2 separate regions of the Homo sapiens genome follow, and region 1 is linked to region 2. Evidence: read pairs that join two places in POLR2A ChIA-PET (ENCODE). Cell type or tissue: CD4-positive, alpha-beta T cell. All regions are shown on one strand. Each heading gives the region's core, and the rest is flanking DNA. Links, peaks and the distances in the headings are about the cores only.

The links. Peaks named below come from ENCODE experiments on the same cell type or tissue, not always from the same donor. Only the 100,000 strongest peaks of a DNase experiment are listed, where the experiment ranks them.
Region 1: POLR2A ChIA-PET joins it to region 2 with 6 read pairs; 8 of 35 experiments call an interaction of 5 or more read pairs at or near these places.

The regions. Positions count from the first base shown.
Region 1 is chr3:186,853,402-186,861,114 of GRCh38, reverse strand. It overlaps ADIPOQ (adiponectin, C1Q and collagen domain containing), which reads right to left. Exons shown (of 3, transcript NM_004797.4): 3 at 2,652-6,931. The coding sequence ends at 6,411. ADIPOQ-AS1 (ADIPOQ antisense RNA 1) reads left to right here. Exons shown (of 4, transcript NR_046662.2): 2 at 4,999-6,982; 3 at 7,243-7,337. Among named protein-coding and RNA genes, the nearest start is that of ADIPOQ-AS1, 4.1 kb to the left of the region's middle. RefSeq lists an enhancer at 1-235. In CD4-positive, alpha-beta T cell, for the core only: no CTCF peak of the experiment used is centred there; no DNase peak of the experiment used is centred there.
Region 2 is chr3:186,906,000-186,913,712 of GRCh38, reverse strand. No RefSeq gene overlaps it. Among named protein-coding and RNA genes, the nearest start is that of ST6GAL1, 21 kb to the left of the region's middle. RefSeq lists enhancers at 3,390-4,084, 4,103-4,152, 4,223-4,322, 4,085-4,780. In CD4-positive, alpha-beta T cell, for the core only: no CTCF peak of the experiment used is centred there; DNase peaks (open chromatin) are centred at 4,012 and 4,382; H3K4me3 peaks cover 799 bases; H3K27ac peaks cover 1,436 bases.

The sequences.
Region 1 (7,713 bases), core at 3,033-5,532, 52 kb after region 2:
TCAGCTGGCATGAACAAACTATTTTGGAAGGCCCTTATTTTCTAGCACCACACTACAAAGAACCTCAGTGCAGTCCTCAGAACTTGCCCACGTGAAAGATGAGTGAGACATTTCATCATATTTTCTTTAAACAACCGGACTTTCTGCCACATAACAAATTGAATGACTCATTTTACAAAGGCAAGTTCTTCCATTACCGGTATTTACAGGATTGCTAACATTAAGGCTACAGGTTGTATAACTCTATCCCCCAATGTCTTGAAACTATAAAGAAAAAAAGTCCAATGAAATTGGGGTTTATTTTTCATAACAGCATAGCTTTTGGTATCAGGCAGCTCTGGCTATGAATCTTTGCTCTACAATTTACTAGCTGCAGCTTTGAGCCAGTTAATTATCTTCTCTAAGCTTCAGTTTTCTTATCTAACAATGGGGTCAATGATATTTAATGTACAAGATGTTGTAAAGAGTAAATAAAATAATGTATTTCAAGCAGCTACTTCAAAATGATAATTATATTATTATTTCTATTTTTAAGATTATGATGTACCCAGTATAAAATAGACAATAAATATTTACTGAATAAATCAATGATCTTTGTAAAGAATTCAAAGATGAAATACAAAGTCTCTGTCCACAAGGGATTTCTAAGCTAGGAGGTTAATTGCTAATAAAATACATGTAAGTGAAGCTAGGGTTTTAGGTGTAATCTTATGGGTGCCTAATGACTTGACTCTATTATCCTGTTGCCAAGTTTTCTTCCTAACTGAGCCTGAGCTTGGTGCCTGGGCACAGTCACAGTTTAATTTCCAACCCTGTGTACTTTTTATTTTTATTTACTTGTTTTTTTGAGGCAGAGTCTTTCTCTGTTGCCCAGGCCGAAGTGCAGTGGCACTATCTTGGCTCACTGCAACTTCTGTCTCCCAGGTCAAGTGATTCTCCTGCCTCAGCCTCTCAAGTAGCTGGGATTACAGGTGCACGCCACCACAACCAGCTGATTTTTGTATTTTTAGTTTCACCATGTTGGTCAGGCAGGTCTCGAACTCCTGACCTCAAGTGATCTGCCCACCTTGGTCTCCCAAAGTGCTGGGATTACAGGCATGAGCCACTGCGCTCAGCCCCCTGTGTACTTTCTAGATGTACATAAAATAAATACAAGCTAACTCACATTAAAAGGAGAGATGGCATAAAAATACAGGAACTGGTGTCTTACGGCCCCCGTGGGTTGGGATATAGTTAAATCTCAGGAAGGACTGAACCAAAAAGTAGAAAGCATCCAAGATCTCTCTCTCTCTCTCTCTCTCTCTGACTTTCAATTCTGTTTCTCTCAAAGCCTCTACCTTTCTCACAGCTGGGCCTCTTCTTGTTCTACACTGCAGGGCAGAAGGACCCATGAGTCCTGAATCTGCATGTTTTACATCCATCCTAATTCGTATTCCTGGAGGAATCTGGTCGGCCCAGTATCTTAGCCCATTTTGTGCTGCTATAGCAGAATACCACAGACTGGGCAATTTATAAAGAACAGAAATTTGTTGGCTCACAGTTCTGAGGGTGAGAAAATCCAGTGGCTCAGACCTATAATCTCAGCACTTTGGGAAGCCAAGGCAGGAGGATTACTTGAGCCCAGAAGTTTGAGACCAGCCTGGGCAACATAGCAACACTCAAATCTCAAAAATAAAAATAAAAAATGTCTGCAGAAAATGTCCTAAATTTGCTGAAAGACCTATATTTATAGATTCAAGAAGTTTAATGAACCCTAAAATGGGTGAAAGTTGAAAACACCCAGACACATCATAATCAAACTATTGAAAATCAGAGGTAAAGAAAGCATCTTGAAAGCAGCTGGAAGAAAAAATTATAAATTACACATAAGGGAAAACTATGACTGCAGGTTTCTCATCTGAAACCATAGAGCCTTTGAGATAAAGAGAAAAAAAAATATATATATATATACACACACACCATGGGTCCCAGAAGACAGAAACATCTTTAATGCACTGAAAAAAATAAACTAAATAAAATAAAATGCTAGAAGAAAGAACTGTCAACTGAGAATTCTATATCCAGTAAAAATATATTTCAGGAATGTAGAAAAGATGAAGGCATTCTCAGATGAAGAAAAACTAAGAGAATTCATCATCAACAGACTTGCTTTAAAATAAATGCTCAATAAAGTTTTTCAGGTTGAGGAGAAATTACACCAGAGAGAAACACAGAACATTAGAAATTAATAAAGAACAAAGGAAATGATGAATATCTGAATATGTATTTTTCTCCTCTTAAATTCTTTAAAATATATATATGACTGACGAATGCAAAAATCATAACATTGCCTATAATGTTTCAGTGTATATAGATGTAATATATATGACAACTACAACATAAAAGAAAGTGGATAGAGGTACTAATATGATTATAAGCCTTCTACGGTTTACTGCAAGTGGCAAAATATTAACTTTATGCACACTGTGAAAAGTTAAGTACATTGTAATCCCTCAAGCAACCACTAAAAAATACCACAAAGAGATATAGGCAAATACCCAATAAATAAATTAAGATAAAATATTATGAAATATTTAAACAATCCAAAAGAATTCTGGAAAGAGAATAAAACAGAAGTGGTGAACAGCAAACAAATAAAACAGTCATCCATCTTAAATTCAACAATTTTATTAAATATAAATTGTCTAAACACCAATTAAAAGACAGATATTTTTAGACTGGATAAAAATTATACCCAACTACATGCAGTCTGTAAGAAACACATTTTAAATACAATAATATAGATATATTTAAAGTAACATGATGGAAAAAGATATACCACAAAAACACTAATCAAAAGAAAGTTGACCAGGTGTGATGGCTCATGCCTGTAATCCCAGCACTTTGGGAGGCCGAGGCGGGTGGATCACAAAGTCAGGAGTTTGAAACCAACCTGACGAATGTGGTGAAACCCCGTCTCTACGAAAAATACAAAAATTAGCTGGGCGCAGTGGCATGAGCCTGTAGTTCCAGCTACTTGGGAGGCTGAGGCAGGAGAATTGCTCATGGTAGAGGTAGCAGTGAGCCAAGATCACACCACTGAACTCCAGCCAGGGCCACAGAACGAGAGTCTGTCAAAAAAAGAGAGAGAGAGAGAGAGAGAAAGAAAAGGAGGAAGGAAGGAAGGAAAGAGAGAGAGAGAGAAAGAAAGGAAGGAAGAAAGAAAGGAAGGAAGAAAGAAAAGGAAGTTGAGTGCGTATGTTATTTTTAGACAAAGTAGACTTCAGAACACAGAAAATTATCACAGATAAAGAAGGACATTACATAATGATAAGAGAGTAAATGCACCAATAAGACATAATACTAAACATGTATATATCTAATAATAGAGCGCTAAAATATATGAAGCAAAAGCTGACAGAACTAAAGAGAATTGGACAAATCCACAATTGTACTTCAAAGCATCACAGGACCATTAATCCTGAAATCTTGACCTCAGTTTCTCTCAGGCCTCTTTTGGCCTCAGTTGACTCTCTCTGTGCCTCTGGTTCCACAAAGGAATAACCCTGCCCCAGAGAGTTTAGGGTAACTGTGAAAGCGTGTTCTGTAAGGAGCCCACCCCAACCAGATGTGAGACTGTGAGCATAGCCAGACTTTAGCTACTTGTTGAAATTTTAGAGAAAATCAATAGGAATTTTCCAGCTATGTCTCTCTGGGAAACTCATGAAAGCTCAAACACAGCATTAAGAGTTTGTTGTGGACAGGTATTATTTTGCATCTATCATCCACTCTCCTATTTCTGATAACAGTGTCCCAATTTTGCTTTAGGGAAAATACCTCTACATACCCCTAACTTAAGCTGCAATTAAGTCAATATGAATATTTCATCCTCCTGACTCAGTGATTGGTCAGAAACAGGCACACAACTCAGCCAGAGCAATGAGATGCAAGGTTACACTTGCTGGGGCATCTGGGAAAGAGAGCTTCCTCTCTCCTCTTTGGGCATCACCAGAAAACATGATGTCCATTTAGCCAGATGGTGTGGCTTGGGGATACGAGAGCTGGGCAGGCCACAGTCTTTTTGATATCGGGAGGGAAACCCTAGAACTATACTGTGTAGCACCTGAGGGTAAAGCCTACACTGCGGAAGGCAGAACAGAAGGACATACAGAAAAGGGTCTTGATTGTTTTGAGCTTTGGTTCAAACCTTATCTAAAGACAGAACAACTCTGGTAATTTCTATTATGCAAAGGAATAAATGTTTCCATTTTTCCTTTATTTTTCTTGCTTACAGTAGTTTGCATAATATTTTGGGTTTTCTGTTGTGAATGACATTCACAACACAGAGTTCTGACTAACACAAGGCTTACTCTCACCTCTTCATCCCTCTCTAAACCTCATATCTATCTTTCTCAAAAAATAACAACAAAAATGGAGGCGGGCAGATCACAAGGTCAGGAGTTCGAGACCAGCCTGGCCAATATGGTGAAACCCTGTCTTTACTAAAAATACAAAAATTAGCCTGGCATGGTGGTAGGCACCTGTGGTCCCAGCTACTCGGGAGGCTGAGGCAGAAGAATCGCTTGAACCTGGGAGGCAAAGGTTGCAGTAAGCCGAGATCATGCCACTGCACTCTAGCCTGGCAACAGAGGGAAACTCCATCTTAAAAACAACAACAACAACAAAAAGACAAAGCTTTATATGTGGAAAAAATAATACCTTAATGATTAGCAATACACATATAAGAGAGAATTGTTCAGAATTTAAAACTGTAAGCAAAAAGATAGTTTTTTAAATTTATATATTGATAGAGAATGCTATTTACTCTGTTTTTGCTAAAATCTTTGAAGAACATCACTGGAGTTATTGTCTCCTGAGAGAATGTTTACCACCATCAACTACCTCAACCTGTAATTCTTAAAGAACAATAATAAATTCAGGAGGCCCAGTCTTCCCTGACCCTGTTGGTACTCAAGGAGACAATGGCTTCAGAATTCCTCCATGGGTTTTGCATTTCAGGCTCAAGCTACCTTCTTGATGAAAAATTCTGGACGTGTTCTGAAAATCACAGTCATCCCTAACTTCAGTGGAAAAGATTCATATTGTCCAGCTGAACAAGGATTGATACTTAAAACCAGGGATTTCCTAAAATGAAAATGTTTCTGTGGATAAAACTGATTACATGCAGAGACTGGAATGGAGTTAATTCTGGGTAGATATGGGATTCAAGAGATTGGTCTTCATGAGGCATTTATCAAGGATCTGCAAGGGATTTAGAGGTGACGGAAGCACAGTCCTTCCTGGGCAGTTGCCTCTAGCCTGGTGGGAGGTGTTCCTCACACCCAGGACTCTCATCCATGGCAAAATAAAAAGTGAGATATCGACTGGGCATGGTGGCTCATGCCTGTAATCCCAGCACTTTGGGAGGTCGAGGCGGGTGGATCACCTAGGCCAGGAGTTCGAGACCAGCCTGGCCAACATGACGAAACCCCATTTCTACTAAAAATACAAAAATTAGCCATGTGTGGTGGAATGCACCTGAAGTCTCAGCTACTCGGGAGGCTGAGGCACAATAATTGCTTGGACCCAGGAGAAGGAGGCTGCAGTGAGCCGAGGTCGTGTCACTGTACTCCAGCCTGGGTGACAGAGTGAGACTCCATCTCAAAAAAAAAAAAAGTGGATATCACATCAGAGAAGCTCCTGGCCAGGTGGCCTTGAGGAACAGGGATGAGTTCGGCACTTAGAGATGGAGTTGGCTTTCCCCGTTGGAGGGAAAGGCATGAGAAGGGACATAGGTAAGAGGAAGTAGAGTAGTGCAGGGGCCATTGAGTAGTAGTCCTTCCAAGACAGGACGTCATCATAGAACCACTTTCTCTGAGGAAGCTCTGCTTGGGGGAGGTTTTAATTCATGAGGAAGGCAAATTCAATGGCTCTCAGGTGAGGTGGGAAACAGACACCTACCAACACTCCAAAGAGAACATGTACCTCTATAAAAGGGCACAGTCTAGTGAACAAAGTCCACAGCTCTGGGTTTGATTTCTAGCACTGTCACTTAATACTGTGTGACCTTAGACATTCACTTAACTCTCTCAGCCTCAGGATACAATCTGTAAAAACAGGAGAATGCTTGTTCCCTGTGCCTTATAGGATTGATATGAGCATCAGGAGAGACAGTGGGCACAAAATAGCACTGTCAACTACTTCTTTCTAGTCAGTTATCTGGTCATGTTTGTGAAGCTCCCCAGGACTGGGAACATAGCATATGATTTTTTTAAAGTTACTCGATGAATGAATGAATAAATGAATGAGTAAATGAATGAATAATATCTAAAGGCCTCCAACTAAATAATAATCAACTTCCTAACCGTACTGAAAGCCTTTAATTGACTTTGGGGCTGTTTGGCCTGGAGGAGGCTCTGAGTTAGTGGTGATCAGTTGGTGTCATGGTAGAGAAGAAAGCCTGTGAAGGTGGAGTCATTGTCATTATCAGCATAGAGTCCATTACGCTCTCCTTCCCCATACACCTGGAGCCAGACTTGGTCGCCCACCTCCAGATGCAGGAGCACAGAGCCGGAGGCCTGGTCCACATTATTTTCCTGGTACTGATCATAGGTGAAGAGCATAGCCTTGTCCTTCTTGAAGAGGCTGACCTTCACATCCTTCATATAGACTGTGATGTGGTAGGCAAAGTAGTACAGCCCAGGAATGTTGCAGTGGAATTTACCAGTGGAGCCATCATAGTGGTTTTGCTGATTGTAGAAGATCTTGGTAAAGCGAATGGGCATGTTGGGGATAGTAACGTAAGTCTCCAATCCCACACTGAATGCTGAGCGGTATACATAGGCACCTTCTCCAGGTTCTCCTTTCCTGCCTTGGATTCCCGGAAAGCCTCGGGGACCTTCAGCCCCGGGTACTCCGGTTTCACCGATGTCTCCCTTAGGACCAATAAGACCTAAGGAATGAGAAGACCTCAGTGACTACAAAGAACAGAACTCCTGCCTAGGTTGGTTACAGCCTAAATTACCATCCCTGTGGCTCCCACTCACAACCTTCTTGACTTATAGATCAAGAAACCAATAAGAGCTCCCAAAAGGAGAGAGGTGTTACCTCCTCCTTCTATATCTCCCACAGACATGGAGGCTCCCATAATTTCAACTCTATCTTTATCTCCTATAGGTCTCTATCATAGACCCTCCACCCTGCCAGCCCTTTATGTGCTGGCACCATCAACCCTGGTTTTGCAATTCTACCCCCTCCATCTAGGATGTCTCTCCTCCTCTATTCTGCCTACCCATCATTCAAGGCCTAGCTGAAGCTCTGCCTCCTCCTTGAAGCCTTCATTCTTCATCAGGTCCACGGTGAGTATATTTTCTCTATGCTCCATACTTTGAATACTTGTTCACATTCAGTTTGACATTTTTAGAGTAGACTTTCTTGTAGTAACCACCAACAGAGCCTTGCACATTAGACATCTTACCTAGATCAAGAGTTCCCCAAAGGCAGGACTGAGCCTTTCAGGGGGTGTGCAGTAAATGTGGTTGAATGCCACTGGGTGAAATGGAAGTTAAGCAGACAGAAAGAGGAATCAGAATATGAATGTACTGGGAATAGGGATGAGGGTGAAGATGGGAAAGGGGATGGAAAAGGAGCTGCAGATGCAGCAAAGCCAAAGTCTTGGTTATAGAGGCACCATCTACACTCATCCTTGGAAGACCAACCCCAAATCACTTCAGG
Region 2 (7,713 bases), core at 3,181-5,680:
TGAAGGGAAGTAGATACAATGGCAATATTTCTAATAATTTTTAGGAATCGCTCTCCCTGTTTCAATCTGCAGAGAATCTGACTGAGAGGATGAAAAGGAAGCTTGAAGAAAAGTCAAGACAAAATGCTTAGAAGCAGAAGCCACTACATACCACCATAGAAATTGCAGAACAGCCAGGGCCTGACAGCTTCCAGAGCATGTGCTGGCTTAGGGAAGGCACACAGGAGCGGGGTACAAAATTGGACATCTTAATGAGATCTCAGAAAGTGTCATGCCCAGGTCCTCTAGCAAGGGCTGTGCGCAGCTCCATGCCTTCCCTATGCCCTCAAATTACGGAAATGTAGACAGCAAGCAGCCCCTGTAGTCCTGATGGAAAGACTACTGGGTTTTTTTTTGTTTTTTTTTTTTGAGACGGAGTCTCGCTCTGTCGCCCAGGCTGGAGTGCAGTGGCGGGATCTCGGCTCACTGCAAGCTCCGCCTCCCGGGTTCACGCCATTCTCCTGCCTCAGCCTCCCAAGTAGCTGGGACTACAGGCGCGCGCCACTACGCCCGGCTAATTTTTTTTGTGTGTTTTTAGTAGAGACGGGGTTTCACCGTTTTAGCCAGGATGGTCTCGATCTCCTGACCTCGTGATCCGCCCGCCTCGGCCTCCCAAAGTGCTGGGATTACAGGCGTGAGCCACCGCGCCCGGCGACTACTGGGTTTTACACATGATAGAAGGGCTTCAAGGAGAAGTCACCCACATATAACCAAATAATGGAACGAGATTACCAAACCGTCTGTGTCAATCACGGGCTAGATAACAAAAAGAAACAGGGCAGAAGCTATGAAAGCATTCGATATAGAGAAAAGTAATCCAATCTGGAAGAAAACGTAGCCCAAGCCAAGGAACAGTGCAATACTCATTGTGAATTTATCACTCTTCAGACATATATCACATTCTAATAAAGTATACGATTTTAACAAAATAAGAACACAAAGACAAAAGGATAAAATAACAGCATAAGATTAAAAGGGAGATTAAAGTACTAAAGAAACAAGTTGTGTAGCAAAATCCCAATTTACATCTAACAAATAACCTAGAAAAATAACCAAGTAACACAATAGAACCAACCGAGCATCAAATTATTTTTGTGGAAGGAAGGCTTGGTATAATCATAATGAAAATAGAAAGAAAGGATAAGGAATTTAAGACATGTAAAGAATAGATGATAAAAACCACCTAACATAACAACTACTACTGTCCTGGAAATAAGAGTTACAACAATTAACTAGGGAAATTATCTAGAAATGTAATACAGGAAAATCTCTCCAAAGTGATTCTGTTTTTCACTCAAGAAGATGCATTGTTTTCCAACAATATTGGTTGAAAAAAGATATTTAGGCGTATGCCTGTTAAAGTTGAAGGCAAAAAAAAAAATTCTTTAAATATTCAGAAAGAAAAATCCAGTCACCTCTCAGGGTTTTTTAAAAAATCAGATTTTTCTCTAAAGAGCAGTGCAATGTGGCCGGGTTTGGTGGCTCACGCCTGTAATCCCAGCACTTTGGGAGGCCGACGCGGGTGGATCACGAGGTCAGGAGATCGAGACCATCCTGGCTAACACCGTGAAACCCCGTCTCTACTAAAAATACAAAAAATTAGCCAGGCGTGGTGGCGGGCGCCTGTAGTCCCAGCTACTCAGGAGGCTGAGGCAGGAGAATGGCGTGAACCCGGAAGGCAGAGCTTGCACTGAGCCGAGATCGCACCACTGCACTCCAGCCTGGGCAACAGAGCGAGACTAAATTAGACGGCTAATTTTTTGTATTTTTAGTAGAGACGGGGTTTCACCGTGTTAGCCAGGATGGTCTCGATCTCCTGACTTCGTGATACACCCACCTCAGCCTCCCAAAGTGCTGGGATTACAGGCATGAGCCACCACGCTCAGCCTAGTTTCTATTTCTTTAAATTAACTGTGTGAAGCCAATCAAACTGCCTGTGTAGGTTAATATATAGCCTGCTGGACCCAGGGTGGGGCCCTGCTTAAAGGGTTTAAAAGAGTAGCCAATATCCCAATATCTCTCATGGTAAAGAAACATTACCTGAATCTCAGCAATCCTTTTTTCACTTTTTTTTTTCTTTTTTTGAGACGGAGTCTTGCTCTGTCGCCCAGGCTGGAGTGTAGTGGTGCATTCTCGGCTCACTGCCACCTCCACCTCCCAGGCTCAAGTATTTCTGCTGCCACAACCTCCCGAGTAGCTGGAATTATGGGAGCATGCCACCACGCCTGGCTAATTTTTGTAATTTAGTAGAGTTGGAGTTTTGCCATGTTGGCCAGGCTGGTTTCGAACTCCTGATCCACCTGTCTCGGCCTCCCAAACTGCTGGGATTACAGGTGTGTGTGCCACTGCGTCAGGACCTCTTTTTTCACTTTTAAACAACAGAATATAGAATATAATCCTAGGTTATTAGTTTTGAATTTATTTATGTATCATTCTAACATACAAATCCACTTGGAAATATCTATAAGCATGCTCACAAATTTTAATTTTATTTCTAAATGGTGGGATATGGAGGTAATTTATTGTTTTCTTCTTTCTACTTTTCTGGATATCATGTTATCACTTTGGTTAAAAAACAAAAAAAGCCCAACAACCATTTTTTTGAGCAAGAGAAATGGGAAACTTGTTTAAATTCGCATAGATTGAAGCTGGGATGGGAACTCGTATCTTCCAAACTTTAAAAACTACGAACCTGGCCGGGCATGGTGGCTCATACGTGTAATCCCAACACTTTGAGAGGCCGAGACAGGTGGATCACTTGAGGTCAGGAATTCAAGACCAGCCAGGCCAACATGGTGAAACCCTGTCTCTACTAAAAATACAAAAATTAGCTGGGCATGGTGGCACATGCTGTAATCCTAGCTACTTGGGAAGCTGAGTCAGGAGAATCGCTTGAGCCCAGGAGGTGGAGGTTGCAGTGAGTCGAGATCACACCACTGCACTCTAGCCTGGTTACAGAATGAGACTCACTCTCAAAAAACAAATAAATAGGCTGGATGCGGTGGCTTACACTGGTAATCCCAGCACTTTGGGAGGTCAGGGCGGGAGGATCACCTGAGGTCAGGAATTCGAGACCAGCCTGACCAACATGGAGAAACCCCATCTCTACTAAAAATACAAAATTAGCTGAGCGTGGTAGCACATGCCTGTAATCCCAGCTATTCAGGAGGCTGAGGCAGGAGAATTGCTTGAACCCGGGAGGCGAAGTTTGCAGTGAGCTGAGATCGCACCATCGCACTCCAGCCTGGGAGACAAGAGTGAAACTCCATCTCAAAAATAAATAAATAAATAAATAAATAGAAAGAAAAAGAAAAACTATGAACCTTACTGCTCTCTTACCTCCCATACCCTGAGGTTAAGGAACTTGAAGACTTAATATGATTAATAAATTAATATGCCAGAAATTACGATGCATTTAAAGTGCTTGACACAGTGTCCAGCAAGTAGTGCATAGATGTTCGCTGTTATAATAATGGTAATTATCTTTATTTAATACTATAATATGATATTAAAAATGTTATGATAGGCCAGGCGCAATGGCTCATGCCTGTAATCCCAGCACTTCGGGAGGCCGAGGCGGGTGGATCACCTGAGGTCAGGAGTTCAAGACCAGCCTGGCCAACATGGGGAAACCTCGCCTCTACTGAAAATGAAAAAAAAATTGGTGCTGGCAAGATGGCCGAATAGGAAAAGCTCCGGTCTGCAGCTCCCAGTGAGATCATGCAGAAGGCAGGAGATTTCTTCATTTCCAACTGAGGTACCCAGTTCATCTCACAGGGACTGGTTGGATAGTGGGTGCAGCCCACGAAGAGCGAGCCAAAGCAGGGTGGGGTGTAGCCTCACCCAGGAAGCACAGGAAGCACAAGCGGTCGGGGGATTTGCCTCCCCTAGCCAAGGGAAGCCGTGAGGGACTGTGCCGTGGCCAACAGAGCACTCTGGCCCAGATACTGTGCTTTTCACATGGTCTTTGCAACCTGCAGACCAGGAGATTCCCTCCAGTTGCCCATGCCACCAGGGCCCTGGATTTCAAGCACAAAACCGGGTGGCCGTTTGGGCAGACATTGAGCTAGCTACAGGAGTTGTTTTTTCATACCCCAGAGGCACCTGGAATGCCAGCGAGACAGAACCGTTCACTCCCCTGGAAAGGGGGCTGAAGCCTGGGAACCAAGTGTTCTAGCTCAGAGGGTCCCACCCCCACGGAGCCCAGCAAGCTAAGATCCACTGGCTTGAGATTCTCGCTGCCAGCGCAGCAGTCTGAAGTTGACCTGGGACATTCAAGCTTCGTCGGGGGAGGAGCATCCGCCATTGCTGAGGCTTGGGTAGGTGGTTTTACCCTCACAGTGTAAACAAAACCGCCAGGAAGTTCAAACTGGGTGGAGCCCACCGCAGCTCAGCAGGGCCACTGTAGCCAGACTGCCTCTCTAGATTCCTCCTCTCTGGGCAGCACATCTCTGAAAAAAAGGCAGCAGCCCCAGTCAGGGACTTACAGATAAAACCCCCATCTCCCTGGGACAGAGCACCTGAGGGAAAGGGCAGCTGTGGGTGCAGCTTCAGCAGACTCAAACGTCCCTGCCTGATGGCTCTGAAGAGAGCAGTGGACCTCCCAGCACAGCGTTCGAGCTCTGATAAGGGTCATACTGCCTCCTCAAGTGGGTCCCTGACCCCTGTGTATCCTGACTGGAAGACACCTCCCAGTAGGGGCCGACAGACACCTCATACAGGAGAGCTCTGGCTGGCATCTGGCAGGTGTCCCTCTGGGACAAAGCTTCCAGAGGAAGAAACAGGCAGCAATCTGCTGTTCTGCAGCCTCTGCTGGTGATATCCAGGCAAACAGGGTCTGGTGTGGACCTCCAGCAAACTCCAGCAGACCTGCAGCAGAGGGGCCTGACTGTTAGGAGGAAAACTAACAAACAGAAAAGAATAGCATCAACATCAACAAAGAGGATGTCCACACAAAAACCCCATCCGAAGGTCACCAACATCCAAGACCAAAGGTAGATAAATCCATGAAGATGGGGATAAACCAGCACAAAAAGGCTGAAAATTCCAAAAACCAGAATGCCTATTCTCCTCCAAAGGATCACAACTCTTTGCCAGCAAGGGAACAAATCTGGACGGAGAATGGGTTTGACGAATTGACAGAAGTAGGCTTTAGAAGATGGGTAATAACAAATTCCTCCGAGTTAAAGGAGCATGTTCTAATCCAATGCAAGGAAGCTAAGAACCTTGAAAAAAGGTTAGATGAATTGCTAACTAGAATAACTAGTTTATAGAAGAACATAAATGACCTGATGGAGCTAAAAAACACAGCACCAGAACTTCGTGAAGCATACACAAGTATCAATAGCCTAATCAATCAAGCAGAAGAAAGGATATCACAGATTGAAGATGAACTTAATGAAATAAAGTGAGAAGACAAGATTTGTTATAATTATCATTATTTAATACTATAGTATTTTCAAAGAATGAAAAGAAACAAACAAAGCCTCCAAGAAATATGGGACTATGTGAAAAGACCAAATCTACGTTTCATTGGTGTACCTGAAAGTGATGGGGAGAATGGAACCAAGTTGGAACACACTCTTCAGGATATTATGCAGGAGAACTTCCCCAACCTAGCAAGGCAGGCCAACATTCAAATTCAGGTAATACAGAGAACACCATAAAGATACTCCTCCAGAAGAGCAACCCCAAGACACACAATCGTCAAATTCACCAAGGTTGACATGAAGGAAAAAATGTTAAGGCAGCCAGAGAGAAAGGTCGGCTTACCCACAAAGGGAAAACCATCAGACTAACAGCGGATCTCTCAGCAGAAACCCTACAAGCCAGAAGAGAATGGGGGCCAATATTCAACATTCTTGAAGAATTTTCAACCAAGAATTTCATATCCAGCCAAACTGAGCTTCATAAGTGAAGAAGTAAAATCCTTTTCAGACAAGCAAATGCTGAGAGATTTTGTCACCACCAGGCCTGCCTTACAAGAGCTCCTGAAGGAAGCACTAAATGTGGAAAGGAACAACCGGTACCAGCCACTGCAAAAACATACCAAATTGTAAAGACCATCGACACTATGAAGAAACTGCACCAACTAACAGGCAAAATAACCAGCTAGCACCATAATGACAGAATTAAATTTACACATAACAATATTAACCTTAAATGTAAACGGGCTAAATGCCCCGATTAAAAGACACAGACTGGCAAATTGGATAAAGAGTCAAGATCCATCAATGGTGCTGTATTCAGGAGACCCATCTCATGTGCAGAGACACACATAGGCTCAAAAGAAAGGGATGGAAGAATATTTACCAAGCAAATGGAAAGCAAAAAAAAGCAGGGGTTGAAGTCCTAGTCTCTGATAAAACAGACTTTAAACCAACAAAGATCAAAAGAGACAATGAAGGGTATTACACAATCGTAAAGAAATCAATGCAACAAGAAGGGCTAACTACGCTAAATATATATGCACCCAATACGGGAGCACCCAGATTCATAAAGCAAGTTCTTAGAGACCTACAAAGAAACTTAGACTCCCACACAATAATAATGGGAGACTTTAACACTCCACTGTCAATATTAGACAGATCAATGAGACAAAATTAACAAGGATATTCAGGACTTGAACTCAGCTCTGGAACAATAGACCTAATAGATATCTACAGAACTCTCCACCCAAAATAAACAGAATATACATTCTTCTCAGCACCACATCACACTTATTCTAAAATTGACCACATAATTGAAAGTAAAGCACTCCTCAGCAAATGCAAAAGAACGGAAGTCGTAACAGTCTCTCGGACCACAGTGCAATCAAATTAAAACTCAGGATTAAGAAACTCACTAAAAACCACACAACTACATGGAAACTGAACAACCTGCTCCTGAATGACTACTGGGTAAATAATGAAATTAAGGCAGAAATAAAGATGTACTTTGAAACCAATGAGAACAAACACACAACATACCAGAATCTCTGGGACACATTTAAAGCAGTGTTTAAAGGGAAATTTATAGCACTAAATGCCCACAAGAGAAAGCAGGAACGATCTAAACTTTACACCCTAACATCACAATTAAAATAACTAGAGAAGCAAGGGCAAACAAATTCAACAGCTAGCAGAAGACAAGAAATAGCTAAGATCAGAGCAGAACTGAAGGAGATAAAGACACAAAAACACCTTCAAAAAAATAAATGAATCCAGAAGCTGGTTTTTTGAAAAGATCAACAAAACAGATAGACTGCTAGCCAGACTAATAAAGAAGAAAAGAGAGAAGAATCAAACAGAAGCAATAAAAAATGATAAAGGGGATATCACCACTGATCCCACAGAAATACAAGCTACCATCAGAGAATACTATAAACACCACTGTGCAAATAAACTAGAAAATCTAGAAGAAATGGATAAATTCCTGGACACATACACCCTTTCAAGACTAAACCAGGAAGAAGTCGAGTCCCTGAATAGACCAATAACAGGCTCTGAAATTGAGGCAGTAATTAATAATCTACCAACCAAAAAAAATCCAGAATCAGACGGATTCACAGCCGAATTCTACCAGAGGTACAACGAGGAGCTGGTACCATTCCTTTTGAAATGATTCCAAACAATAGAAAAAGAGGGAATCCTCCCTAACTCATTTTATGAGGCCAGCATCATCCTGATACCAAAA